3 separate regions of the Homo sapiens genome follow, and regions 2 and 3 are each linked to region 1. A link is a loop called in an ENCODE intact Hi-C map of the cell type or tissue named here. Cell type or tissue: CD14-positive monocyte. All regions are shown on one strand. Each heading gives the region's core, and the rest is flanking DNA. Links, peaks and the distances in the headings are about the cores only. Region 1 overlaps ZFYVE16 (zinc finger FYVE-type containing 16). Region 2 overlaps MSH3 (mutS homolog 3). Region 3 overlaps ZFYVE16 (zinc finger FYVE-type containing 16).

Region 1 (10,945 bases), core at 1,754-9,753:
TCATTTCAATTGTGAGAATTCTTTATATAGTCTCAATACAAGTCCCTTAACAGGTAATTTGCAAATATTTGCAATATTTTCTCCCGTTGTGCAGATTGTCTTTTCACTTTCTTGATGGCATTGATTGCAGTACAGGTCTTTTTTAAAAAACTTGTTTTTCTTTTTTTTTAGATGAAGTCTCACTCTGTTCCCCCAGGCTGGAGTGCAGTGGCACGATCTCGGCTCACTGCAACCTCCACCTCCCGGGTTCAAGCGATTCTCCTGCCTCAGCCTCCTGAGTAGCTGGGATTACAAGCACGCACCACCACGCCTGGCTAATTTTTGTATTTTTAGTAGAGACAGGATTTCACCATGTTGGCCAGGCTGGTCTCGAACTTCTGACCTCAAGTGATCCACCCGCCTCAGCCTCCCAAAGTGCTGGGATTACAGGCGTGAGCCACTGTGCCCGGCTTTTTTTTTTTTTCATTTTTAAAATTTTTAACTTCAGGGGTCCAAGTGCAGGTTTGTTACACAGGTAAACTGTATCATAGGGGTTTGTTGTACAGGTTGTTTCATCACCCAGGTATTAATCCTAGTACCCATTCATTGTTTCTCCTGCTCTCCCTCCTCCCACCCTCCACCCTCCAAAAGTCCCAGTGTGTTGTTCCCCACTCTGTGTCCATGTGTCTCATCATTTAGCTCCCACTTATAAGTAACAGCATGCAGTATTTGGTTTCTGTTCCTGCATCAGTTTGCTAAGTTTTTATGACATATTGGTCACAATATTACAATATTTTCATATATTTTACAATAACTGACTCAAAATTCCTCTTCACTGTCCTTATTTTTAGAGCCGCATGTTGAAGTGTGAGGCGTGAAAGGGTATGTCTGATATTTGCTTTAAAATGCTCCAGCAAAGAAATTAAGGGATGGATGAAGCAAAAGAGGTAAGTCTTGATAGTGTTGACTCAGAGGATTGTTGTAGGCTGGGTATATAGATTTTCATCCTACTATTTCCTTTACTTCTGAGTGTTTGGAAATTTTATGGTAAAAATAAGTCTAATTACTTTTTTGGCACAAAAAAGGTTTTGTAAGTTAAGGGTACATGCTGCACTGGGGAAAGAATATAACGATTAGAATGTGAGACACAGGCCCCAACTTGAGTCTGGGGCTGCTTTTGGTGACATCTAAACATGAATAAAGGCCAGGCATGGTGGCTCACACATGTAATCCCAGTACTTTGGGAGGCTGAGGCAGGAGGAGACCAGGACTTTGAGACCAGCCTGGACAACATAGTGAGACCCATCTCTACGAAAAAATAAAAAACAAGCCAGGTGTGTCGGCATGTGCCTGTAGTATCAGCTAATCAGGAGGCTAAGGTGGGAGGATTGCTTGAGCCCAGGAACTCAAGGCTGCAGTGAGCCATGATCACACCACTGCATTCCACCTGGGCCGCAGAGTGAGACTCTGTCTCAAAATCAAAACAAAGCACTGCATGAATACAGCTTACCTCATTTTCAGAGTCCTAATAGCTAGAAAGTTTTCCCTCAAATTCCAATTTAGTTTCTAGCTGTGTGACTTTGGACAGATTACTCTCTCTCTGAACTTGGTATCTAGTCTATGAAATGCAATAATAAATCACAGGGGAACTGGGTGCAGTGGCACGCACTTGTAGGCTCAGCTACCCAGGAGGCTGAGGCAGGAGGATGGGTTAAGAGCCTAAGTTCAAGGCTGTAGTGTGCCATGACTGTGCCTGTGAATAGCCACTGCACCCTAGGCCTGGGCAATACAATGAGACCCTGTCTCATAAATAAATAAATAAATAAATAAATTTAAAAATAAATTACAGGGTAATATTCCTTGTTCTGAAGTTTGCTTTGTCTGATAGCAAAATAACCACTCCAGCTTTGTCCTTTTCTTCTTCTTTTTAGTGTTTGCATGGAATATCTTTTTCCATCCTTTTACTTTTTAACCTGCATGTACCATTGTATCATAAGTGGCTTGTATAGATAGCATATAAATTAGGTTTTAAAAAAATCCATCTGGCCAGGCATGGTGGCTCATGCCTGTAATTCCAGTCCTTTGGGAGGCCAAGACAGGCAGATCAGTTGAGGACAGGAGTTCAAGACTATCCTGGACAAAATGGTGAAACTCCATCTCTAATAAAAACAAAGAAAAAATTAGCCAGATGTGGACATGCCTGTAATCCCAGCTACTCAGGAGGCTGAAGCAGGAGAATCACTTGAACCTGGGAGGTGGAGGTTACAGTGAGCCGGGATTGTGCCACTGCACTCCAGCCTGGGTGACAGAATAAATGAGACTTGATCCAAAAAAAAAAAAAAAAATCAATTGCCATATTTAGACCATTTACATTTAATGTAATTGTTATTTATTTTTATTTTTAGGGACAGGGTCTTGCTCAGTGGCCCAGGCTGGAGTACAGCGGTATGATCACAGCTCACTGCAGCCTCAAACTACTGGGCTCAAATGATCTCCCACCTCAGCCTCCTGAGTAGCCAGGACTATAGGCATGCACTACCATGGTTGGCTAATTCTTTTAAGTTTTATGTAGATACGGGGCCTCACTACATTGCCCAGTCTGATCTTGAACTCCTGGCCTCAAGTGATCTTCCTGCTTCAGCCTCCTAAAGTGTTGGGATTATGGGCATTAGCCACCACACCTGGCCTAGTGTAATTTTTGATACAGCTGGATTTAGGTCTACCATTTTAGCATTAATTTTTCTTGTTGATCCCTTATTTCTTTTACACTTGTTTTCCTTGCTGGCTTTATTTTGAATTATTTAAAATTCCACTTTATATGTCGGCTTTTTAAACATATCTCCTTGCATAGTTTTTTAAAATGGTTGCTCTAGAGATGATCATTACATACCAAACTTTTTGTAACCTACTATAATGTTTTACCACTTTAAGTGAAATTTAGAAAACTTACCATATAGGTTCTGTCACTGTCCCCTTGGTTAGTATGCAGTTTTCATCTGTATTACATCTATATGCATTGAAAATCCCAAAAGATGATGTTACAATTTTTTTATTTCAGCAGTTACATATATTTTAACAAACATGTAAGTCTATTTGGTTTATCCAGAGATTTGCCATTTTGGTTGCTCTTCCTTCTTTGCAATCATTTTCCTTCCCCATGAACTTCCTTTACCATTTCTGTTAAAGGAGGACTACTAGCAATGAATTATTTTAGCTTTCCTTCTTCTGACAATGTCTTTATTTCAGCCAGGTATGGTGGCTCATGCCTCTAATCTCAGCACTTTGGGAGGCCGAAGCAGGCAGATCACCTGAGGTCAGGAGTTTGAGACCATCCTGACCAACATGGTGAAACTCGTCTCTACTACAAACATAAAAAAATTAGCTGGGCGTGGTACCACGCACCTGTAATCCCAGCTACTCCTCTGGAGGCTCAGACAGGAGAACTGCTTGAACCGGGAGGCGGAGGTTGCAGTGAGCTGAGATCGCACCAATCCATTCCAGCCTGGGCAACAGAGTGAGACTCCATCTCATAAAAAAAAAAAAAGTAAAGAAAAAAAAGAAAATGTCTTTATTTCATTTTCTTTCCTAAAGAATATATTTGCTGGATAAAGGATTCTGTGTTGACAGTTTTGTTGCTTTTTAAAAGCACTTTATAAATGTTGCTCCATGGTTTCTGATGAGAAATCTGCCATCACTGAAATCTTTGGTTCTCCTATATACAAAGTGTTGTTTTCTTCCAGTTGTTTTCAAAGTATTTTCTTTACAGTTGGTTTCATCACTTTGATTATGACGTGCCTGGGTGTGGTTTTCCTTTTTGGGATTTGCTGTGCCAGCAGACCGGCTTTAAATAGAATGCTATGTAAATGTATGTGAATATTTGTTTTTTGCCAGATGTTTGGAAGTTTTTAGCTATTATTTCTTCAGATATTTTTTTCTTCCAATTGTTCTTTCTGGGCTCCTAAGACATGAATATTAGACTGTTTCATATTGTCCCACAGATCCCCAAAGGTCTTCTCATTTTTTTCACTTTTTTCTCTGTCATTCAGACTAGATAATTTCTGCTCATGTATCTTCAAATTTACTGACTCTTCCCTCAGTCATCTTCATTGTGTTGAGACCTTCCAGTAAATTTTGTTATTGTATTTTCAGTTCTACAATTTCCACTTGTTTCTTTTTATAGCTTCTATGCTGAGACTTTTAGCTTTCCATTTATTTCAACAGTGTTTCCCTTTATATATTTCCTTTGGAGAAATGTCTTCTTTGTGTAGCATGATTAAAATAACTAGTTTAACGGCCAGGTGTGCTGGCTTATGCCTGTAATCCCAGCACTTTGGGAGGCCCAGGCAGGCAGATCACTTGAGGTCAGGAGTTTGAGACCAGCCTGGCCAACGTGGTGAAACTCTGTCTCTATTAAAAATACAAAAAATTATCTAGGCGTGGTGGTACACACCTGTAGTCACAGCTACTCAGGAGGCTGAGACAGGAGAATCACTTGCACCCTGGGGGTGGAGGTTGCAGTGAGCCAAGATTGTATCACTGCACTCTAGCCTGGGTGATAGAGACTGTCTCAAAAATAAATAAAAAAAATAAAATAACTAGTTTTAAGTCTTTTTCTGATAATTCTGACATTTGGGTAACCTTAGAGTTGGCTCTTGTTCATTGTCTTTTCCCTAGAGAGTTGCTTAGGTTTCACAAGTTCTTTGTCCAATCATTTTGGGTTGTTTCTGGGATATATTTGGAATATTATGATATTCTCTATCCTGTTTAAATCTTCATAAGAATGTTTTTGTTTTGTTTTGTTTTAGCAGACCATCAATTCAGTTAAGTTTCAGAGCACACATCCTGGCCACTTTTTTTGGTGGCTGTGGTTCCAATGTTAGTTTTCACTGCCTTTGTTAAGCTGTTCTTTGCCCCAGTTGTGCACCATCTAGTGGCCAATCTGAAACTTGGACAGTGGCCTACACTGTAATTCAGTGTTCAGAACCTTTGCTCAGCTGCTTCTGGTTAGTTTCACACATACACAGCTTGTGAGATGATCCCAGGATTTTATTGACAGATTTAAGGGTTCCTTTTCTTCAGTTCCCTCCTATTTGTGATCTTACCTATACTCTGGTTTCTAGAACCCCATTCTTGGTTTTTGGCTAGAAAGTCAGGGCGTTAGCCTCCCCATTGCCAGTGTTCTGCCCTGCAATGTCTGCCACTAGTGCACCAGGGGGAAGAGAAGAGTGATACCTCTTTACTGCTGCGGGATTGATGTAGAGCAAGGAAAGTCCAGAAGGTTCCAAGTCATTACCCATGGTTCTCCTGGTGGGGCGGTGGGTCTTACTGCATCTTTCCTGAGGCTCTCTTAGAATACTGCAATTAAATTAAAAAGGGTTTTGTCCCATAGCCTCCAACCTCCTTTCTGGTCCTCTGACTAGAAACAGCAAATTGTTCCTTGGACTATTTTTCTCTCTGTCAGCTAGCATTTCCAGTTTTCCTGTTAAATGTCTTTTTTCTTTTTCCTTTTTTTTGAGACAAGGTTTTGCTCTGTTGCACGATCACAGCTCACTGGAGCCTTAACCTCCTGGGCTCAAGTGATCCTCCCACCTCAGCCCCCGTGAAGCTGGGACCACAAGTATGAGCCACCACACCTGGCAAAATTTTTTTAATTTTGCAGAGACAGTGTCTCCCTGTGTTGCTCACTCTGGTCTCAACCTGAGCTCGAGTGATCCTCCTGCCTTGGCCTCCCAAAGTGCTCGATTACAGGTGTGAGCCACTGCACCTGGCCTTATTATGTGTCTATGTGTGGATTTTCTAGTTTATTCTGTTTGGGATTTGTCTGGCTTCTAGAATGTGTGGGGTCATGTCTTTCATCAGTTTTTAAAATTCTGCATTCTATCTAAGTATTTGCTCTGTCCTATTCTTGCCTCTCCTCTCACAGCTAATGAAGCACTTAGGATTTTTCACTGTATTCTCTACAGGTCTTCTGTTTTTTTTTCCAGCTGTTTCTCCCATGGTGCACTGTGAATAGTTTCTCCTGAGTTATCTTCCAGTTTATAAACTACCCCAATTGGCTACATTCTATTACATCTATTTACTGAGTTTTAAAGTGCAGTTTTTATGTATATTCTTGTAATGTTTATATTCAGTTCTTTTCCAGATTAGCTCCACAACTTTTTATCGTATAGTTTCCCATTTCCTGCAAGTACATTCACACACCTTATTTCCTTAAACAAAGAAAACAAATCTAATACCTATATCTGTGAGTTTGTTTTCATTGCTTCAAGTAATTCTTGCCTCTGGAATCTAGTTTCCTTATATGACTACTTTTTACTATGTGTTACTAGACATATTTGAAAAGTAATTTGAGGCCTACAATGAAATTACTTTTCCATGAAAAGTATTTACATTTTATTTTCTCTGTCACCTGGAGGCATTACTAGTGTGGGAACACCTTAAAGGAAGCTCAGTGCTTAAGATTCTTTAGATCACTGGGGCAATTCTAAACTTGCCTGTTCTTTTACATTGGTTCTTCCACCTCTGATTCATTATCATCCTAAAGGTGAAAGTATTTGGGAGTCTCAGCCTATTGTGTGGAGGGTCTCCTGTTAGGTTCATCACCTTATATGGGCCCTGAACTTTAATTTCTGTCCCCCTCACTCATAAGGTTGTCAGAGTAAGGGTACATGCTTGCTTCTCTTATTCTCTTTACTTTTGGACTTGGCATTCCTTATTGTCTGGAAAATCTCTTTGATGTTTTAAGATTATTCTTGTATTTTAATCAGGAATTGTTTTCAACAGGAACATGATGTAAATATCCTAGCATGCAATTTTCAGAAACAAGTAGTTTCCCACAATTGAATCTTTGCTCCTACAGGGCCAAATCCTACTCTTTCTCTTGGCATGCTCTGCACTTAAGCGCATACTACTTGTGGCATGGAATCCATAAATGTTGATAAAGAACTACGCCTAATTCTGTCAGAACAATTAATCATTTTTAGAAATTTTTGCTTAGAAACCTGGTAAAGTGCTCTGCATGTAGCAAGTATACGAACACACAAAGTTTGTTGAATAGCTGCATAAAACAAATGGGCTAGATTTTACTTCATATTTCAAAATTCAGAGAAAGAGAGTAGTATTAAAAGACATAAGCCAAAAATAGATCATTGCAGACTGAGTACAAAGAACCATTCTATTTCTTCTCTTAAAAAATTAAAATTTCAAATTAAGTACCAATGACCAAATAAGTAACAAACACATTCAGAAACATACTATATGTCTACAAAGAATACTTCAAAATGTGCCTCCAAACTTCAGGCACATAATTCCAATTTTTATTGAATATAGAGATTTTATGAAAACAAATCCAAAGCTGTCCCATCATGGAACAGCCCTCTACCATTTGGTTATTTTAAGACTGTTCAATTACTTACATGGCAGAATACATACACTATATTTAGAAAACATAAATTGGGTTTGATATGCAATTGTTTTCATCTTACACCATTTCAATAAATTTCACAAATTATAACAGGTTGCCATTTTATTGAATATCTGCGACACTTTACATTGTTCAGGAAGTAGCTACTTCCAGAAGGCTGATATTCTCCTCCAAATTGTCTTTGGCTAAGTACTACAGATGTGATTCAGTCCAAACTATATGCCCAAACTGATTAAAATTCTCAGTCTCTCCTAGCTTGAGACCTCAGATCCTGAGTTATAACTTTGACTTGATCTTCAAGTTGAGATGCTTCATAAATATTTTTCTTAAAACAGGGCTATTTAACATAATTTCTTTTTCTTGAAATATATGAGTGTTTTTGATACAAAAACATATATTACACATGAGAATGTTTAAAGCATCAAAATAATGATTAAATTTTTTACATAACTTAAATGACAGGACTACAATATGCCCCCCACTTTTTTGCTGTTTGAAGTAAAGAGGAAAGCTCTGTAACAATTTCAAATACATAGGATTTAACTTATGTTAATATCCTGTTATAAAAAATAACTACCATATAAAGAATTTAAAATATGCAAAAGTAATTAGTTCATTTAAATTTATACTTATACACTGGTGTCAATGAAAATATGCGAAGTTGCCAAGAAATTTCTAAGGATTAAAGTGGAAGTAAAAAAACCTGTTTCAGGCTTCATTTATTGCTACATAATGACTACTTCAAGGGTCATCTGGCCCGTCGTCAGTCACTCTTAGAAGTGGTAAATACAGTGGTATAGTTTGGAAGGAAAGGAGGAAAAAAATAATGCATTGTGATACAAAAATATTACCTACATATAAATTATTAAAGATTTATAAAACATTCAGAATATGTTCTTGCTATAAAAACAATATACTTAAATATAGAAGCAAAAAGTCCTGAAGCACCCGCAATTATTTTAATATCCATTTAATCAGGGAAAACTATATATGTGGATATATAATACATACATATGTAATAATTTGAGAAGAAAAAAGGCAAAATTCTGATTATAATCCAAAAAGAGTTTATCTAATTATGGAGGTAGGTCTCCACTCCAATTATACAAATAAGTTATCAGTTTTATTCAAAGAATTATAAGTCTAAGACCTCAAAACTGGTTTTTGTGCCACTGAAATACAATTTGACAGACTTTAGAAACCAGTATTCTAACTGGCATATACACAAAGCAGATATTTCCTTCATAAGGTTACATCTGAAAAGAGCCTTCATTAAAATCATTATTGGCATAAAGAGGTATACCTAAGTGCAGATACTTTGGCTTAGCATTTAAATAACACAGTAAATGCTATAAATTTCTTAAAAGAAATCCTTGTCTTTTTAGTACTTAAATTAATTGTAAAGCTACAGAAAGTATGGATCTCTTAAATTTTTAGATATTTAAATATTGTGCTAATGATTTGAAAAGATCATTCCTGCCTAAAGAGCAAAGCTTATGTGTTTCAAAAATCAGACATATTTATACTTTTAGTGTTTGTGGCATTTCAGCTTTAGTGCTGGAGTTAGTTTTAACAAATTAGGTTGCAATATGTAATATGGCACATTCTTTCACTAAAAAAGATGTTCTATAATGAAAAACACTAATTCTATTTCTAATGGTAAACTAGAGTTGGAGGTCCCACCATGGATCACAGGTATCAGAGCACTATCAAGATCATTTAGATAATGCTGAGGCAGAAGTTGGCCTTCAGATCCTGCCTGAAATTCAACCTAGAAAAAAAAAAAATTCTTGATAAGAAAATGAGCAATCTTGTTTAACTCGGAATGTGAATATAAAATAAGTGAAATATTTTAAAATACAGTTCAAGCATGTTAAATAAAATATTTGATATATTTATAAAAAAATTCTACATTCTCCTGTATCTTTTATCTGTCTACTACATAAATTATAATTGTTCCTCCTCATATATCATAAAGATAAAATTGCCACTATGTCATACTTTACGTTTCCTCTAAATGAACACATAAACAAATTAGAGGGATGAGGCTTTGAATAACTGCCGACATTACTTAAATTAAAAACCCCATGGTATTAAAAAAATCTACTTGAAATATTTCAAATTTGTTGTTGCAATAATATTTAATATTAGACTCTAACATTGGTGCAAATTACATTTTAATACAATTGGCTAAAAAAATTTACAGTGCTTACTCCAATAACAAATAGTGAGTGCTTCCTTGAAAAGAGGACTTTTAATAGTGAGATAAAAACAAAACCCCTTTTCCAGTAAGAACTATGAGTAAAATATATCCTGGCTGGAGAAAAGCAAACCCTCAGCATATGAACTCACCCACGTTTAGCTTAACCATTCTAATGAATTCTCTGATTTGAAAATCTATATTGGATGTTGGAAAGTTACCTGGATGTCAGAAAGAGAACTTTCAGTTCAAAGAAAAACAAATTGTTTTTACATGCAAGATGATCATCACTCCTTGTTAAGAGAAATACAAATTAAAATAATACTGGGGCCAGGCGTGGTGGCTCATGCCTACAATCTCAACACTTTGGGAGGCCAAGGCAGGAGAACTGCTTGAGCCCAGGAGTTCAAGACCAACCTGGGAAACAGAGTGAAACCCCATCTATTTAACAAGTAATAATAATATTAATAATAATGTGGTATTATTTTTCACCTATCAAATTGTCCAAGTTCAAAAGTTTGATTATATACTTCTTTGATAAGGATATGGGGGAGGCCAGGTGCGGTGGCTCACACCTATAATCCCAGCACTTTGGGAGGCCACAGATCACATGAGGTCAAGAGTTCAAGACCGGTCCAGCCAACATGGTGAAACCCTGTGTCTGCTAAAAATACAAATATTAGCAAGGTGTGGTGGCACATGCCTGTAGTCCCAGCTACTCGGGAGGCTGAGGAAGGAGAATTGCTTGAACCCAGGGGGCAGAGGCTGCAGTGAGCCAAAATCGTGCCACTGCACTCCAGCCTGGGTGGCAGAGTGAGACTGTCTCAAAAAAAGGATGTGAGGGAAAGAGCTCTCACAAATTGCTGGAAGAAATAAATATAAATTGACATAACCTCTATTTGGGATAATATGGTAATATCTATTGCGTATATACTCAGGCCTGGCAATTCTACTCAGAATTTTTCTTATAGATATACTTACGCTTATGTAAAAGCAAAATATTGTGGACAACCTGAATGTCTATCAACATATATCAAATATGCATGAATAATTAGTTAGATAAATTATGGTACATTTATATAATCAACTACTATGCCGCTGTTAAAAAAGAATGTCTGCTAGTATTAATATCTTTAAGATATATTAAAGAAGCAAGGTAAAAAATGTGTAAAAGAGGGAAGATGAAAAAGGAGGACACACACTTATTTGCTTGTAGATGCATAAAATCACAAAGAATACGTAAGAAATGAGTAACACTGATTGCTTGGCCGGAGAGGGAGGATAAAGAAAAGTATGAAGGTGAACTGATGGGTTGGATGTCAACAGTAGGAAAGATATTTCCA
Region 2 (8,000 bases), core at 1-8,000, 190 kb before region 1:
TATCTGGTTGTTTAAAAGTGTGTAGCACTTCCCCCTTCACTCTCTCTCCTGCTAGCCTTGTGCTTGTGAAGATGTCACTGCTTCCCCTTCGCCTTTCGCCATGATTGTAAGTTTCCTGAGGCCTCCTCAGCCATGCTTCCTGTACAGCCTGTGGAACCATGAGCCAATTAAACCTCTTTTCTTTATAAATTACCCAGTCTCAAGTGGTTCTTTATAGCAACGTGAGAATGGACTGCTACAAGTACCAAGTAGCCATGAGAAAATTGTAACTAGCGATTTAACATATAATATTGTGAGAAAAATGTTTTTCTTGTATAATTATCTGAAGGTACACTTCATCAGATATCCTTATTATAAACCATACATGATAGATCATATTTAGAGATACCATGAACATCTAACATTTGTTCCTCACCTGCAAAGTACTTACCACAATGCCAATAAAAATGTTGCCCTTTTTTTTGTCCCTAACATTTTCCTTATTTTCAGAGATGCACAGAAGATAGCTGGTAGAAGTATCAGTCATTATCTCATCAACATTTACAGCATCATCCAGCTTGATTAGGGGATTCACATTTAATAATAATTAAAGAAAAATAATTATATGCTAAATTCTAAATCCTAATATGCTAAATTTCCAATAATATTAACTATTTTCTCCTTTAAAATAATGGTTCACAGCCAGGCGCAGTGGCTCACACCTGTAATCCCAGCACTTTAGGAGGCCAAGGTGGTAGGATTACTTAAGGCTAGGAGTTTGAGAGACCACCCTGGGCAACAAAGCAAGATGCTGTCTCTACAAAATAAAAAAATAAAAATAAAGAAAAAAATAATAAAATGATGGTTCATTTCACACAGTACTTCTGCCCTTTGCAAAAATCTTCTGCCCAGTATTCATTCTTCTGATTTATTTGGATCATAGTTGCATGCCTTATCTTTCCTAAGATATAAAGAGCATAAAGACAGATAACCAGTATCTTACTTCCAAAGGGCTTAGTGGAGTACACCAGACCCCATGGAGGCCCAAATATCAACCCACTTCATCACTTGGATGATGCTGAGACTTGAATCCTTAACAATCCCATAATGTTTAATTCCACAATTCAAAGTATAAATACACTAAAAGGGTGTAAATTATTTTCCTTTTTTAATGTACCTAAAAGCTCCCAGATATAGCAAGACAATTTTTTAAAGACATGAGAAAACAGAAACATATATACATTATATGTGCATGTATGTCTGTGTATGTGTGTATAAAATGAGTCCATTAACTAAATCTCAGGGATGAAAGCTGATTTGGGGCAAAGTCTGGACATATCTTTGGACATCAGGACATAGGACCCATAAAAGCAGCAAAGGAAAAGCAGGGAGGGGGACTGTACTAGAAATGGGCTTCAAATAACAGACTCAAGCTTTAGCAAAAGAAAAAATAAAAATACCAGGTTCTTACAGCCTGATCAGCTTAGAACAACACAAGGCTGTTAATAGTTTGGAGCCCATTTTGAGTGATAGCTGTTCCCTATTTATAGTATTCATGGAACAAAACAGTCCTTAGAATTAGATGAGCTGAGAAATAAGCAGATCTGTAATAAACCATAACAGAAATAATACTTTCACACAGTATCATTTAAGGCCTTCTTATCTCTCCATTCTTCCATTATCAGAGAACTGATTCCACCCCCATAGTAATTTTTTTTAAATGCACCCTGGTCTAATTTTACATATAATTATTTGGCTTTTGAAACTGACAATTTTGCTTTTGAAATTATTTGGCATCAAATAACACACTGCATTTATAAATGACCGTAAATTTAGGGGCAATCATTATGCACATTGAAAATTCTTACCAAGTGAGAAAACTTCACCCACAGCCCATTTTCAAAAGTAATAAAATTTTTATAAAGTTAACAATTAATGAAGACGGGCTACCACTATATTTTATAGGCATTTAACTCTGTCTTAATTCTGACTTCAGCCAGTTCTCTTTTCACATTTTGAATTTTTGGTTTGTTTGTTTGTTTGTTTGTTTGAGACAGGGTCTCACTCCTGTCACCCAGGCTGGAATGCAGTGGCATGATCACGGCTCACTGCAGCCTCTACTTCCTAGGCTGACGTGATTGTCCCACCTCAGCCACCCAAGTAGCTGGGACTACGGGCAAGTGCCAACATGCCCAGCTAATTTTTTGTATTTTTGTGGAGATGGGGTTTTGCCATGTTGTCCAGGCTGGTCTCAAACTCCTGGGCTCAAGCAATCTGCCCACTTCAGTCTCCCAAAGTGCTGGGATTAAAGGCATGAGCCACAGCGCCTGGCTTCAATAAGTTACTTTTTAGGTCTCACTTTGGAAAGACCCTGAGGAGCTTGTAGGCCCTAAGCACCTAACTACTTCCCACAAATGGGCTAAGGAAGATATAATTTCAAATCAGATACTAACCTGACATCGTCTTTTATTAGGGTTGCTTTTTTTCTTGCTCTTGAAGTATGATGAACTTGCCTTCTACTATGACATGTGAAAAGATGCTTGTTTCCAGCCACTACTTCCCTCTTGAATAGCACACCTAATCAAGGGTTCACCTTAATGCCTCTCAGCTCATCTAAAAAGTTCCCAAAGAGCAACTAAAAAACAAACAAACAAACAAACAAAACCTGCCAACAAAGCCCTTGTATCATTTAAGAGAAAAACTCCCGTCCAAAAAGGATATCTTCTCCAATAAGTGTAGATTTTGTATAAAGGGCAGTCAATTTCCGGGAAAAGAGTGAACTTCTGTTGTCTCCAATGGCCTTTAATGCTGCAGTTTCAGTTTGCTTCACAACTCCCACCTTCAACAAAAATAAGAAATATTGCTATCAAAGGATAAAAAATGACTTGTAAAAACTCATTTCGAAATGTTTAAACGTCAATTCTGAAATGGTTAAAATAATCAGTCCACAACGTTCAGATGTAGGGTTTAAAGGAGTTGACAAGGGTGGATAATTTGCTAAGAAACACTATCATAGAGTTTAAAAATTTACCCTAAATATCTAACAATATGTTAAAAACTCATAAATACATAATACTAATAATTATGAAACACTTTCAGTTCTGTAAAATGCAAAATTCTAAACCAATTGAAGCCTACCTACCACCTTACAAAACACGTTTGCACTCTCTGGAGGAGAATCCCAATTTCCTTTCCCCACAAGTTAAAGCCAAAGCTGACCTTATATCCTTTTGCCACCAGGCGGCGTACATGAACAAACAGTCTGTGAGTAGGTATACTTGCTGTCATAAAGTTGTGATCTAAATGGCAATAAATATTGAGCTCTCGGGCTGCAATCTAAAAAATGAAAAAAGAAAATATCAATAAATTTATATTTTAAGATTCCCTATGTGATGTTGGTTCACTTTATTAAAAATTAATCAAGGTATACATTTAGGATTTGTACACTTAATCTAAATGTGTACTATGTCAATAAAAAGTTTAAAAAAATGTTCCCTGTATAGAAGCCTATGGTTTAATGTATTTTGGGCAGTTCCAGTGACCTAACTTCAGTATCAACATCTGTATCTATAAAAGACTCAGAAAAATATGACAGGTCTTCTACATCCTTAGAGCTTTCCCTACACAAAGACTATCCAATACAGAGATCATGAGACTGTAAAAGAGTAAGAATTTGCTACATGGCATGTGCAAATGACTGACATTTAGAAGACACTACAGAGTATGCAGAAATGATGAACCCATCCGGACAGAGAAATCATTGAAAAAGTAAAAAGAGAAACCCCAGGCTGGCTAACTAATTAATGATGCACGACTGATAGAAATATAGAACCATGAAGCACCATGTGATTCCCTGATTTCCTCTAGAAAGCACCATGGCTTAGATATTGCCCACTGAAGCCATGGAACTCTAATTCTAACACTCTCGCTCCCCAACCTCACCCCTTCTCTGAACTCTATTAGTCCCTCACAGAAGGGCAGAAAAACATCAGCCTTTACCGTGGTCAGGTCTGAATTTACCGTTTAACCTAGACAGTTTCTCTCCTTCGCCTAGGGGATGACAACTACATATTTGTTCCTGCCCTCAGAAAACATGGTGACATTATCTCAGAGCCTAATTTAATATCACAGAACATTGCATAATGCATCTGACTTTGAGAACGCTGCTTGCCTGCCACAGAGGATTTAGGAAACTTGAAGAAAAAAAGTTGGCCAAGTCTTTACTTCCCATCCAAGAAGCACAGACATGCTACCTCATCACTCTCTAGTGTACAATCCAACCAGGTCCCAAACTATAGAATCATCACAAGCATTCATGACTTCCAACAAAGGTGTCATCTGCAATACTTTCCCTAAGTTTGCCTATGAAATGTTCAAATTTCACTTTCAACCTTCTTGACTAGGGCCTATAATAAATATTTCAACATTAAATACAATCCCAATTTTTTTTTTTTTTTGAGACAGAGTCTTGCTGTGCCGCCCAGGCTAGAGTGCAATGGCAGGATCTCGGCTCACTGCAACCTCCATCTCCCGGGTTCAAGCGACTCTCCTGCCTCAGCCTCCTGAGGAGCTGGGACTAAAGGCATGCACCACCACACCGGGCTAATTTTTTTAATATTTTTAGTAGAGATGCGGTTTCACCATGTTGGCCAGGCTGGTCTCAAACTCCTGACCTCAAGTGATCCACCCACCTCAGCTTCCCGAAGTGCTGGGATTATAAGCATGAGCCACCACACCTGGCACAATCCCAATTTAGACTAAGACACCAAGTTGACTGACACCCAAAGAGATCTGTAAAACTTCAAACAACTTCTGGTGGTAGCTGGTAAAGTTCACGTGTTCTTCCATTGAGACTTAACTTTGTTCCTGGCTATGAAAATTCATAAATTAAGAGTAAACAGAGGAACTTCTATACATCTCAAAAATGTTTTCTTGCTTGAGTCTTCATTAGAAAACATATTTACATGATTACGGTTTATTCACTAATTGACTCATCCAATTAACTTTGGATGGATAAAAAGTACTGGCCTAGTACCACGGAGAATAAGCGCTAACATTCCAATAGAGACCCCTCACTTTTTCCCACCAAGTCTGGTTCCCACCAAGTTTCTTGTGTTCATTTTTAGTTTTTACTTTACATAACAGTATTTTTTAAAAGGTGATTGATCAAATCAGCTTTTATATAAGGTCAGAAAATGAAACAAAAATACTGAAAAATATCTAAGGCTAGACAAGAAAAATATAAAATAGTGCCTGAAAAGACGACTTACCTCTGCATCTTCCCCAAAGAATCTATACTTATATCCACATTCCACACACAAAACTGCATCTTTGTGCTGCTGCTTCATTTCTATGTATTGTAATTCTAGCGGCGTATAGATGCTTTTGGACCGTTTGTTAGCTGATTTGGAAGCAGTTTTCTGTAAATTTTCATGACTTGTATTTGATGATCCAAACTGACTGAGATCAAAAAGTGTTGTGTCCTGGCAACCAAAAGATGTATAAAGTTTTAAAAATATTAACCACAATAATAAGTTCCCAGAGACGGAAAATGCAAATCTGGCAAAAAGCTAACACTTAGTGAATCTAGATGAAAAGTTTATAGAAGCACATTGTAGCATTCCGGCAAACTATCCATAGGTTACAAATATTTTCAAAGTAGAAGGTTAAAAAAAATTATGAACCAAGTAAGCTATCATAGAATTTTTATGCAAATTTTGAAAGTCTAAATATCTTAATGTTTTACATACTTGTTTTTAAATTTGATTTCATTAAATCTATTATTATTAACACTTATTTTCTTTTTATTATTTATTCTAAGGTGTGTAATGCACAAAAGGCCAATGGGGACAAATCTGGCTCTCTCTCAGGAGTAGGGCAAAACCACTTTGAGCAAAGCATGCCAACAGATAAAGCTGCACTTAATGTTTTATACTTCCAAGCACACTGTAAAAGACAGCACATTCTATAAATTCTTATAGAAAGAAAGAACCATGATTCTCTTGGTAAAGAAACATGAGAAAGAGCTGTTAAAAAATTTACAGCACAAGGCCACATTTTCAACATTAGTACTCCTACTATTCTTACCTTTCTGTGAGGAACCATAATTAATTCCAATTCACAGCTTAGGGAAAATTCCTCGCTTATTAGACTTAATTTAGAAAAATGTAAATGAGACAAATTTATAGTTGGCTAAATCCAACTTCTAATTAATTGCCACTCTGTCACTGCCAACTTCTAAAAATTTACCCAGCTCCCCCTACAATGAAAAATATGGCCTAAAAATCTAGTGACCAAAAAGAAGAGGGGAGAGTGAGAGAGAAGCAAAATGGCCCAGAAATGGGAACCCCAATCCAAAAGAAAACCCAGAAACATGTACACTTTGTAGTTCCCAAATGTTTAAAACAATTCAGCTTCACCGGGACATCAGGTAAAGATACTAACTTTTCAAAAAAAACTCAATTTATTTGAACAGTGCAGTCCAGCAAACCTCCAAAGATCAGCAATAAGAAGACGGTGAGGCATGGAGAGGTTGGCAAGAGAAATCCAGGTCATTATGATGGCAATGGCAGCCCATCTGGAGCAGCCACTGCCGTAACGCCAGCTGCAGTAGGAGAGGCGCAGCCAGGGCTGCATGCTCCACAGAACCGACAGGAGCCAGAAATGGGTGGAAGAAGCCTCGCCCCCTTCTGAGTTGGCAGGGTGAGAGCCTCACGCTCCCTGGGCACAGCTGTGGCTGCCCAGTTGTGGCTGCAAACCTGGGCATCCCTGTGCTCTTGGGGGCTGGGAGCAGGCAGGAGCCCCACCCTCCTGGGTGCAGCTGCAGCCACAGCCACCCAAGCTGTGGCTGTGGACCCGGGCATCTCTGCAATCTCAAGGGCCCAGAAAGGGAATTCCCCCTCCCTCTGCAGGCTCAGAAGTACCTGCTCCGACTGCCTGGCCTCTCCCAGCTCCCAGCACCCACTCTGATCTCAAAGTTAAGGCCAAGCCTAGGAACTGTTGCAACCTGGCTGGGTGTGCACATGCTCAGGGCAGTGCTAACATGCCAGCCCCCTGCTGCCTCGGCCCCCTCTGGACTTTGGACACTGATGAACATGGGAAGGAGGCCAAGGAGAGGGCTGAGGGCAGCTCAGAGCTGTCCTGCAGGTGCCCCATGGCACAAACAGCCTGGGTGCCATGGATGACGGCAGGAGGCAGACAGGCTCCTGAGCAGAAAGGGTCAGGTCCGGGTGAAGCCCCACCTTCAAGCCAGGAACAGCCTGAAGCCTGGGGGCCAGGCTGACGAACCAGAATTAGAACTTACGGTGTTTTCTGAGCCCGCCCATGGCAGCCCATGAACCAATCAGCACACACTTCCTCCTCTCAAGCCCATACAAATCCCCAGACTCGGCCAAACTTGAAGAGACAAGCAGACAACCTGCCTGCGGAGAGGAGCTACCCACTCCAGGGTCCCCTCTCGGCTGAAGGCTCATCACTTCTCACTTGATGGGATGCCCTGCCTGCAGAAAGAAGCACCCACTGCGGGTCTCCCCTCAATGTTCTGTCACTCAAGGAAGCCCCTCTTTGCCTTGCTCACCCTCCACTCGTCCACATACTTCATTCTTCCTGGAAGCAGGACAAGAACCTGGGACCCACCGAATGGCAGGGCTAAAAGAGCTGTAACACAAACAGGCCTGAAACCCATCTCTTGCTTGCCACATTGCAGCAACAAGAAGGAGAGAAGACAGGAGAGAAGAGCTGTGGACCTCTGGGGAGCTCAGACCTAGGGGCTCCTAAGCCAGGTCTATGACACCCTCTCTGGGGCTCTGCAGTTCCTGGAATCTCCAAGCTTCTGGGCGCCACTGTGTTCCCTGGTGCCAGCTGTGGAAGCTGTTTGTGGTACGCCTGGTCCAGCCCTCACTCACGCTGGCACCTGGAGCTGCCCACCCTGCCGAAGCCAGCATGCCTGGCAGTGCACAGGGGCCAGACCCCATGGTCACCTGCTCACACACCCCTCACCCTCACCACTCCACTCCTGGCTC
Region 3 (10,945 bases), core at 1,748-9,747, 66 kb after region 1:
GAGTGTACCTGTAATCCCAGCTACTCAGGAGGCTGAGGCAGGAGAATCGCTTGAACCCGGGAGGCGGATGTTGCAGTAAGCCAAGATCACACCACTGCACTCCAGCCTGGGTGACAGAGTGAGACTCTGTCTCAAAAAAATAAAACAAAACAAAAAAAAACCAAAGACATGAATTCTTCCCAACCTGATCTCTAGATTCTTGTGCAATCCCAACTAAAATCCTAGCAAGCTACTCTGTAGGCCTCAAGAAACTAATCCTGAAGTTTATATGAAAAGAGAAAGAATCAGCCAGGCGCAGTGGCTCATGCCAGTAATCCCAGCACTCTGGGAGGCTGAGGTAGGCGGATCATGAGGTCAAGAGTTCGAGACCAGCCTGGCCAACATGGTGAAACCCTGTCTCTACTAAAAATAAAAATAAGAAAAGACAAAGAATCTAGAATAGCTAAAGTGATACTGGAGAACAAAGTTGGAGGACTCACACTACCTAATTTAAAGATGCACAAGAAGGTTCTAGTAATCAGGGCAATTTGGTATTGGCAAGAGAACAGACACGTAGATCAATAAAACAGAATAGACCCCAGAAATGGCCAGGCATGGTTGGCTCACGCCTATAATCCCAGCACTTGGGAGGCAGAGGCAGGCAGAATGCTGGAGCCCAGGAGTTCAAGACCGGCCAGGGCAACATGGAGAAACTCTGTCTCCACAAAACATAAAAAATAAGCTGGACATGGTGCCATGCGCCTGTAGTCCCAGCTACTTGGGAGGCTGAGGTGGGAGAATCAGCTGAAACCAGGGAGGCTGAGGCTGCAGAGAGCCATGATTACACCACTGCACTGTAGCCTGGGCAACAGAGTGAGACCCTGCATAAAAAAAAAAAGACCCCCCAAAAAAAAAAAACCCACACCGATCTTTGACAAAGGAGCAAAGGCAATTCAATGGAGAATGGACAGTCTTTTCAATAACAGGTGCTGAAAAAACTGGACATCTCTATGAAAAATATGAACCTAGACACAGACATTACACCTTATATAAAAACATATTCAAAGTGGGTAACCTAAACTTAACATTCAAAATTGTAAAATTTCTTCAGGAAAACACAGGAGAAAATCTACATAACCTTGGGTTTGGTGAGGAGTTTTTAAATACAATACCAGTACCATGATCCACGAAAGAAAAAATGGTAAGTTTGATCTTATTAAAATGTAAAACTTGCACTCTGCAAAAGATACTGTTAAGAGAATAAGAAGACAAGCCATAGACTGGAATATCTGCAAAACACATATCTGATTAAGGACTTGTATCTAAAACTCTATAAAGAACTCTTAAAATTTGACAAGAAGATAATCCAAGGCCAGGCACAGTGGCTCACACCTGTAATCCCAGCACTTTAAGAAGCTGAGGTGGGAAGTTCACTTGAGGCCAGGAGTTCAAGACCAGCCTGGGCAACATAGAGAAACCTCATCTCTAAGAAAAAAATTAAAAATTAGTTAGGTGTGGGGGTGCATACCTATAGTTCTAGCTACTTGAGAGGCTCAGATGGGAGGATAGCTTGAGCCCAGGAGTTGAAGGTTACAGTGAGGTATGAGCGTGCTACTGCACTCCAGCCTAGGCAACAGAGTCAGACCCTGTCGAAAAGAAAGGAGGGGGAGGGGAGGGGAGGGCAGGGGAGGGGAGGGGAAGGGAAAAGAAAGAGCAAAGAGGAGGGGAAAGGAAAGAGGAGAGGAGAAGAGAAAGGAGAGAGGAGAGGAGAAAGAGGAGAGAAGAGGGGAAAGGAAAGGAAAGGAGAGAAAAGGCAAAAAGTGAAAGAAAAGGAAAAGAAGAAAGAAAATAATCCAATTTTAAAATTGGCAAAAGTACTGAATGGACATCTTACCAAAGAAGATATAAGGATGGAAAATAAGAATATGAAAAATGCTGAACATCATTTGTCTTTAGGGAACTGCAGATTAGAACAATGAGATATCCACTTCACATCTACTAGAATGTCACTGTGACAATGCCAAACAAGAGAAAATCTTATTATTGCCAGTGAGAATGCAAAATGGTATAGCTGCTTTGGAAGACTATTTGGCGGTCTCTTACAAAACTTACTACTACCATATAATCCAGCAATCATGTGCTACTAGGTATTTACTCATCTGATTTGAAAATTTACATTCACACAATAACTTGGATGTGAATGCATATAAACAGGTTTATTCATAACTGCCAAAAACTGGAAGCAATCAAGATGTACTTCATTAGGTATTTGGATAAACAAACCATCACACATCTATCCAATGGAATATTATTCAGTGATATAAAGAAAGAAGCTATCAAGCCACAAAAACACGAGTGAATCTTACTGTATACTGCCAAGTGAAAGAATTTACATACTACATGATTCTAATTATGTAACATTCTAGAAAAGGTAAAACTACAGAGACAGTAAAACACCAATGATAGCCAGTGGTTTAAAGTGGGGGAGAGTTGGATATGTGAAGCACAGACTTTTTAGGGTAGTAATGGTGAATATAAGATAATCACGTTAATAACCATATAACTTCAAAGCATAAAGAATAAACCTCAACATGCAAATTTTCAAAAAATTATTTAGGAGAATGGGGGATCCTAGATTGGCATGCAGACTGCGACAAAAAGTCTAACTATATTCCAAATGTATGAAACAACCTCATCACAGGGGACGTAGGAATAAGGTGCTGACCTTTGGAAATGAGTGGAATATGTAAGACTAAAGAAAGAAAAGACAGGCACTCTACCCTAGTTGATAAAGTTGTTTTCCATGGTGGTACAGGTTAACAATTCTGAAATCACTATATCTGTATACTGAAATTGAACAAGTAAGTAAATGGACGACTGATCGTGGAAGCCAAGTTTCTCCCTGTTGAAGGAGGAGGTTATGGCAGGGGAGGAAGATAAAATAATCTATATGGTAATGGATTTGAACTGAAGACATCAATATAAATTCATGTTCAGCTTAATATGGATACCGATGGTCACACATAGAAATATTTACAGATATATGTGTAATACAGGTTAGTATAAACACATATACTAACATATCTCCTTGTGTTTGTCAGCTTAGAGGGCCTAGAAGCAGTAACATCCCAGGGGCAACGAACATACTTAGCACCCAGATCTTGGTTTCTAATAAAATTCTCCAACAAAAGGAACCAAGTCTCCTTGGAAAAATGGCTGTTTCTAAAACTAGGGCAGGAAATAAACAAAATGAGCACAGAGCATCTTGTAATGCCAGAAAGTAAAAGTTGATGTACACACATACAACAATGGGAGTATGTCAAAGAGATACAAGACCCAAGTGAAAGAACTCCCAAAGGCCAAAGCTGGGACAAAATAAAAGAGCAGTACTGAAGTATAACCCAACACATTAAAAAAAAAAAAAAAATCGGCTGGGCGCAGTGTCTCTCGCCTGTAATCCCAGCACTTTGGGAGGCCGAGGCAGGCAATCACCTGAGGTCAAGAGATCGAGACCATCCTGGCCAACATGGTGAAACCCCATCTCTACTAAAAACACAAAAATTAGCCGGGCATGGTGCTGCGTGCCTATAATCCCAGCTACTTGTGAGGCTGAGGCAGGAGAATCGCTTGAACCCAGGAGGCGGAGGTTGCAGTGAGCCGAGATCACGCCACTGCACTCCAGCCTGGGCAACAGAGCGAGACTTTGTCTCAAAAAAAAAAAAAAAAAAAAAAAAAATCTATGTATTCATACTGACGTAAGTAAATGATTGAATAAATAATTGGGGAAAAGACAAATCTCCCACGCAAAAAAATAAAAAAAAAATCCAAATAATTTATTTAGACTCTTTGCTCTCAAGGAAGTAGAACTCCCCATTCCTTAAGTGTGCAGCGCACAGTGACTTTCTAGTAAAGAATACAGAAAGGGAGAAAAAAAGAAAATACTAACTTCAAAGTGAAGAAACCTAACAAACACTACCTCAAGTCAAGTGATCAAGGTTAACATTAAAAGTGGCAAGTTGGCCGGGCGTGGTGGCTCTCGCCTGTAATCCCAGCACTTTGGGAGGCTGAGGCGGGCAGATCACAAGGTCAAGAGTTGGAGACCAGCCTAATCAACATGGCGAAACCCCGTCTCTACTAAAAATACAAAAATTAGCCGGGTGTGGTGGCACGTGCCTGTAATCCCAGCTACTCAAGAGGCTGAGGCAGGAGAATCGCTTGAACCCGGTAGGCAGAGGTTGCAGTGAGCTGAGATCGCACCACTGCACTCCAGCCTGGGTGATAGAGGGAGACTCCATCTCAAAAAAAAAAGAAAAGTGGCAAGTCACACTGACAGTATGTATTGATGAAAATTGTACTTTATCTCTGTTGTCTTTCTCTCCGAAACACATTACCCCAATATAATAACGAGAAAAACATGAGACAAATCTCAACTGACATTCTACAAAACACCTGAGCAGTAACCCTCAAAACTTTCAAGAGCATCAAAAACAAGGAATGTCTGAGAACTATCACAATCAAGAGGTGCCTAAGGAGACAGGACTACTCAATGTAATGTGGTATCCTGGATGGGATCCTGGAACAGAAAAAGCATATTAGAGGAAAAATGAGGAAATGCGAATAAAGTATAGCCTTTAGTTAATAAAGTATCAATACTAGTTCACTAATTATAACAAATGTACCATATTAATCTAAGATGTTAATAATAAACTGGGTGTGGAGTATATAGGAACTCTATACTGTCTGCAATAATTCTGTAAATCTAAAACTGTTCCAAAATAAAATGTTTATTTTTAAAAATGCAATCAAGGTGTTATAAAATAAAGTTGAGAAAATATCCTAGAAAACAGAACAGAAAGGGATAGAAAACAGGAGAGAAAATATTAGAAATTAGAGAATCAATCTAATGAGGTTTAATATTCTAATAAAAGAAGTCCAGAAAGAAGGAAGGGAGGGAAAGAAGAAACTGTCAAATAAACCACGGATATGGTCTCCAAATGGAAAGGGCCCATTTGGGGCCCAACACATGAATGAAAAACTCTTACCAACCAACATCATTGTGAAATTTCAGAACACCTGAATGGTTGAAGGGAGGATCACCCCATTTAATACTACAGTCTGCATCCCCTACCTCTCCTTTCCCCAACATTCCTGAACTTCCCACCCCAGCCTGCTCTTTTTTCTCTTTTCTAAAGCAGTTATTTACTTTACAAACTCCCAATGTTTTGTATAATTTATTTATTATATTTGCTGTTGAACAACTCCTCCCTCCCTGAATTTAAGCTCTATAAGGACATGAATCTTGTATTTTTGTTCACCTATATATTCAAAATGTCTTGACCAGTGCCCGGCACATAAAATGTGCTCAATACATACTTGCTGAATAAATATAAACGCTTCCAAAGAGATATAACAGGTCACAATCAAAGGATTGGTTATCATAAATGTGAGGGTTAAATAAAAAAATGGTTGACCATGCAAGAACCCAAAATATGTGCATCCCATTCTGTCTCTCTCAGGAAGCTACTCAAAAACATACTCTGCCAATATAAGGGAGACACCAAGAAAAAGGAAAACCTGAAATCCAAGAAAAAGAGGCTACCCACACAGAAGAGACAAATGCAATTCACAGATGACTGTAAAAGGGCAGTCCAGGAAGAGAGTTGTGCAACAGGCCTAGAGAGCAACCCATCAAGATGGAGGCAGGAAAGATGTCGCAAAACAGATTATCAGATGTGTTTGAATCTACTAAGAGGAGACTGATGTATCTGGTTCAAGAGATTAATAGATCAAATAAAGAATACAAAAGACACATTAAAAAGATATAAAACATTTATTTATAAAGAAATATAAAAGGTACATGTACAAAAGAATTAAGATATTAACTAGGAAAAACAAAAATTATACAAGAAAGGAAATAACCTCACACTTACCTTGTTCAGCTACATACAATATTTACATAGTTAAAATGAGGTAAACACCAAATAACTAAAAGTTAACATGTAACTAATTTGGGAATATAGAGGGGAGAGGGGAAGTGAAATGCAGTGTTTAAAGGTAGGAGTTGGTACAAAAAACCTAAACTCCCATCTTCTGTAATAGGAAATGAGTAAACTATACTTCAAATCGCATTAGGATGGGAATGGGGAGGGGATATCGCCATATATCTAAATATGTCATTTTAAAAAACTGGAAGTGATAAGGAATTGAAGTCACTGACTCTGGAGCAGCCTTTCTCAATTAAGGTTCGGCGAGAGAATTAATCTTTAATGCCCTAAGGCTTCCATTTTATGTAATAAACTAACTTCTCTCCTATGCATCCATCATATTATTAGCTACCTACCCTCTTTGGGAGAATTAAGAAAATAGTTGCTCAAATCATTTTTCTTGTTCAGTGATTCAGACAGAAAGCACTGATTGAGAAAGACTGCTTCTGGAGAGTGGGATTCAGGGGTGAGAAGGACTGGGGCAGAAGATTGTTGTTTTTCTCTTTTTTTTTTCTTTTTTTTTTTTTTGAGATGAAGTTTTGATCTTGTTGCCCAAGCTGGAGTGCAATATCGCGATCTCAGCTCACTGCAACCTCCGCCTCCCAGGTTCAAGCGATTCTCCTGCCTCAGCCTCCCAAGTAGCTGGGATTACAGGCATGCGCCACCATGCCTGGCTAATTTTGTATTTTTAGTAGAGATGGGGTTTCTCCATATTGGTCAGGCTGGTCTCGAACTCCCGACCTCAGGTGATCCTCCTGCCTCAGCCTCCCAAAGTGCTGGGATTACAGGCATGAGCCACCGCACCCAGCCCTCTCTTCTTTTTTGAGACAGGGTCTCACTCTGTTGCGCAAGTTGGACTGCAGTGGCACGATATTAGCTCACTATAGCCTCCACGTGCTGGGCTCAAGCGATCCTCCCACCTCAGCCTTCCAAGTAAATGGAACAACAGGTGTGTGCCCCACAACCCAGCTAATTTTGTTTATTTTTTGTGGAGACAAGGTCTCACTATGTTGCCCAGAATGGTCTCAAACTCCTGGGCTGATGTGATCCTCTTGCCTCAGCCTCCCAAAGTGCTGGGATTACAGGCGTGAGCCACCACACCCAGACAGTTTTTCATTATAATCCTTGAAGTACTATTTGACTGTTTATGTACAGGTATCCCTTCGATAAATATAAACATTAAATTTAAAATAAACATAATAGTAAAAAGTAGTAGTAACGGAACTCTGAATACAGGATGTATTTAACAAATTAAGCACAGAAACTGAAAGGTCTAGAAATAGTTTCTTATTAGCAAAAGCCAGAGAATTTTTTAGAAATAAATTATGGAATTCATTAAATAACATATATTTACAAAACATTCCTATCTATATAGCAATGCTCTACTAAGCATTATGTAATTTCAGGTGCCAAGAAAGATATAAAAAAAGATAATATAATTTGTAAAAGGTATGATATGACAATGTAAATACGGTATACTGAAATGTTTTAACATGAAATCTCATTAAGCTGTGTATATTTCCCATTTCAATCAATCAGTATGTACTTTTTGTGCCAATAATCTACCATATTCAGTATAAGACATAAAAGAAATATAAGATATACTCCCTTTTAAAATAGGTTTATTTATGTATACATATAACTTATTTTAGGTAGTATTTTTACTCACTTGGCTATTTATATATTTTTAAATTTAAGAAAAAATCTTCGTAATATTTACAATAAAATGGTTTTTAAAAATCTCTTCATGATTACAAAAATTGGCAGTAACATGGAAGATTAACCAGAAAACCAACAAAACCAACAGTAAGGAGACACCTAAAATGGTTAAGGTAAGAGATGAAGGCCTGAGCTGAGATAATGCAGTGGAGAAAAAAAGGAAATACATATAAAGGTGGCTAAAATGAGCCAGGCATGGTGATGCCCGCCTGTGGTCTCAGCTACTCCAGAGCCTGAGGTGGGAGGATTAGCTTGAGCCCAGGAATTTGAGACCAGCCTGGACAACAGAGTGAGATCCTGTCTCAAATAAAAATAATAAAATGAAATAAAAGTGGCAAAATAATGAGAAGTTTTGGAGACCGAAAGCAAGGGAGAAAGCTGGATTAGTGCCAGGTTTCCACCATGAGTGGCTAGGGTAGATGGTGGTGCCACTGACCATGACAGGCAATACAAAGAGGAGCAGGATTAAGGGAAAACATGAGTTCACGTTTGGACTGTTTGAAGTACCTTGAGAACATCCTGGGAGAGATATCCAAAAGGCAGCTGAATATAAGAATCTGGAATGCAGGAGAGAAGTCTGAGATAGATAAAGATTTGGGAACTGGCAACACACAGCTGTTAATGGATGAGATCACCTAGGAAGAGAATATATTTAGAAGAGGACAAGAGCCTGCCATCAGATAACTAAAGATCACAACTCATGTTCCTAAAACCACTCAGGATAAAACTTTGCCCAGTTATATGTACTTCAGTAGAAAAATATCCAATATATAATGTTAAATGAAAGAAAATCAAATCACAAAACTTTATGCATAGTGCAAACCTATTTTTACAAATAAGTTGTAAAAAAAATTAACAAATGCATAGTAAAAAAATATGAAGGAACAAACATTAATGATGTTAGTAATACTATAAATCTAGGAATGGGATTATGTAAGCCTTTCAGAGCTACATGATATGTCTTCATACTATTTTACTTTTTTTTTATAAGCATATACTTGGCCAGCGTGGTGGCTCATGCCTGTAATCCCAGCACTTTGGGAGGCTGAGGTGGGCAGATCACAAGGTCAAGAGATCGAGATCATCCTGGCCAACATGGTGAAACCCTGTCTCTACTAAAAATACAAAAAAAAAAAAAAAAAAAAATTAGCTGGGCGTGGTGGCACGTGCCTGTAGCCCCAGCTACTTGGGAGGCTAAAGCAGGAGAATCGCTTGAACCCCAGGAGGCGGAGGTTGCAGTGAGCCGAGATGGTGCCACTGCACTCCAGCCTGGCGACACAGCGAGACTCCATCTCAAAAAACTAAATCAATAAAAATAAAATAAATTTAAAAAAAAAAGGCATGTGCTCTTGTAAACCGAGAAAACATAATTTTGTTGTTTTCCTTTAAAAAAAAGTACAGCACGTTTCCTAAGGTCGGGTGAGGTGGCTCGTACCTGCAATCCCAGCACTTTGGGAGGCCGAGGCAGGCGGATCACAAGGTCAGGAGATCGAGACCATCCTGGCCAACATGGTGAAACCCTGTCTCTACTAAACTACAAAAATTAGCTGGGCATGGGGGCGCGTGCCTGTAGTCCCAGCTACTCAGGAGGCTGAGGCAGGAGAATCCCTTGAACCCGGGAGGCAGAGGTTACAGTGAGCCGAGATCACGCCACTGCACTCCAGCCTGGCGAAAGAGCGAGACTCTGTCTTAAAAAACAAACAAACAAAGTACAGCACGTTTCCTTACAATATATTTAAGAAGATAAAAATGTGTTAGAAAAACACTTGGATACTGGACTATAAACGAGCAAATAACATCAACAGACAACTAGTAAGATTATGAAAATTATTCAGTGCACTATCAAAGTAATGAGAATTAGAACATATACCATTTATTGCCTGCTAAATTGAAACAATTTTTTAAAATAATAAAAGTACTCGATGTTGGTAAGGGTGTGATTTTTTTTTTTAAAGCATGTCAGACACTGCTGACAGGAAACAAACTGGTACTATCTCCCATGAAAACAATGTGACAATATGTACCAATAGCCTGAGAAAGATTCCTAATATTTGATCTAACAATTATCTTTTTAGAAATTTTAGAAAAGAATCCATGTGTTAAAGCTCTCTTAAAATGTATCTGGCAGTTGTCTGGTTTTTACTGGACTCCCCCCAGCCCCCTCAAAAAGAAAATAATTCAAAACAACTAAAAACATGCAAAGATATTTCACCAAATCATTAGTTGAAACAATCTAAACACCAACATTAGTGCACAAAAGCAAATTATACAGGCATCAAAAGTAATGTGTTTAACAAACTTAAAAAAAAGCAAAACTCTATGACCTAGCAATTCTACTTACAGAAAAAACACTAGCACGCATACACCAGAAAACATCACAAAGAACTTTCACTGTTGCAAGGGTTGTAACAGTGTAAAATTTTAAACAACCTAACAGCCCACCAATCCAAAAATGGTTAAATCAGCTTTCTCAAACTGTGGTCTCAGGACCCCTGGATGTCCCCAGGAGCCTTTCAGCAGGCTTGTAAGATCCTCGCTTTTCCTGCTACGTATCTGTTCAAGGCTGGTGTTTTCTTCATATGCTTCAACCTAAACCAGATAGCACAACAGACTGAACAGAAGCAAACATGAAAATCCAGCTGTCTTCTATAATGCCAGACATTAAAGTGATTCGCAAAAATTTGAAACAATGCCACGCTCCTCTTCTAAGTTTTGTTTTAGAAAATGGTTACTTTTCACTAAAAAATTATTTAATACATGAGTCTGTGATTTTTAAATGAATAAAACATTTTCAATTTTCTGAGTTTTAATTTCCAAAATGGTAAATATACTGCAGCATTAGGAACCAAAAACTCTATTGGTCCTCAATAATTTTTAAGCGTAATTATCCCCAATCATAATGTTAAATGAACTGTAGCACTATTCTATCATGTAACATTATGATTGAGGATAATTAATGCGGATTTGGCTTTATCTGTAATATAACTGTTTCAAAAGATACTTTGCTCATGTATAATCAAGAAGTCATTTTTATGAAGCTTTTTAAAAACATGGGGAAATGCTTACAACGTAATTTAAATCAAGGAAAGCAGACAATCCAACGATATAAAATCTCATCTCAAGAAAATGCACAGGGGAAAAAAAGACTCAAAGGAAAAAAGTCAAAATATTATAAGTAATTGATTACTATTACATGGTGGAATTATGATTGATCATTTTTCCTTATTCTTTATTCTATTTTTTCAATTTTTGCCACTAAGCAT

The links. A loop is a pair of places that touch in the nucleus more often than their neighbours do. Peaks named below come from ENCODE experiments on the same cell type or tissue, not always from the same donor. Only the 100,000 strongest peaks of a DNase experiment are listed, where the experiment ranks them.
Region 2: it touches region 1 in a loop (6-fold over the local background); 75 of 110 quality-filtered maps call a loop at or near these places.
Region 3: it touches region 1 in a loop (1.8-fold over the local background); 21 of 110 quality-filtered maps call a loop at or near these places.

The regions. Positions count from the first base shown.
Region 1 is chr5:80,475,447-80,486,391 of GRCh38, reverse strand. It overlaps ZFYVE16 (zinc finger FYVE-type containing 16), which reads right to left. Exons shown (of 19, transcript NM_001284236.3): 19 at 3,013-9,173. The coding sequence ends at 9,015. It overlaps FAM151B-DT (FAM151B divergent transcript), which reads left to right. Exons shown (of 3, transcript NR_172938.1): 2 at 831-926; 3 at 3,226-3,592. Among named protein-coding and RNA genes, the nearest start is that of FAM151B-DT, 7.0 kb to the left of the region's middle. RefSeq lists a silencer at 4,825-4,934. In CD14-positive monocyte, for the core only: CTCF peaks have their summits at 4,794 and 4,903 (motif pointing left); a DNase peak (open chromatin) is centred at 4,901; H3K27ac peaks cover 516 bases.
Region 2 is chr5:80,667,559-80,675,558 of GRCh38, reverse strand. MSH3 (mutS homolog 3) reads right to left here. Exons shown (of 24, transcript NM_002439.5): 4 at 5,250-5,462; 5 at 3,199-3,315; 6 at 2,701-2,818; 7 at 431-576. Among named protein-coding and RNA genes, the nearest start is that of DHFR, 17 kb to the right of the region's middle. RefSeq lists a silencer at 1-22 and enhancers at 1,800-2,999, 6,832-7,400, 7,401-7,968. In CD14-positive monocyte, for the core only: CTCF peaks have their summits at 3,020 and 3,221 (motif pointing right); a DNase peak (open chromatin) is centred at 3,208.
Region 3 is chr5:80,409,018-80,419,962 of GRCh38, reverse strand. The region is part of intron 1 of ZFYVE16 (zinc finger FYVE-type containing 16); the gene reads right to left. Among named protein-coding and RNA genes, the nearest start is that of ZFYVE16, 6.4 kb to the right of the region's middle. In CD14-positive monocyte, for the core only: no CTCF peak of the experiment used is centred there; a DNase peak (open chromatin) is centred at 5,652.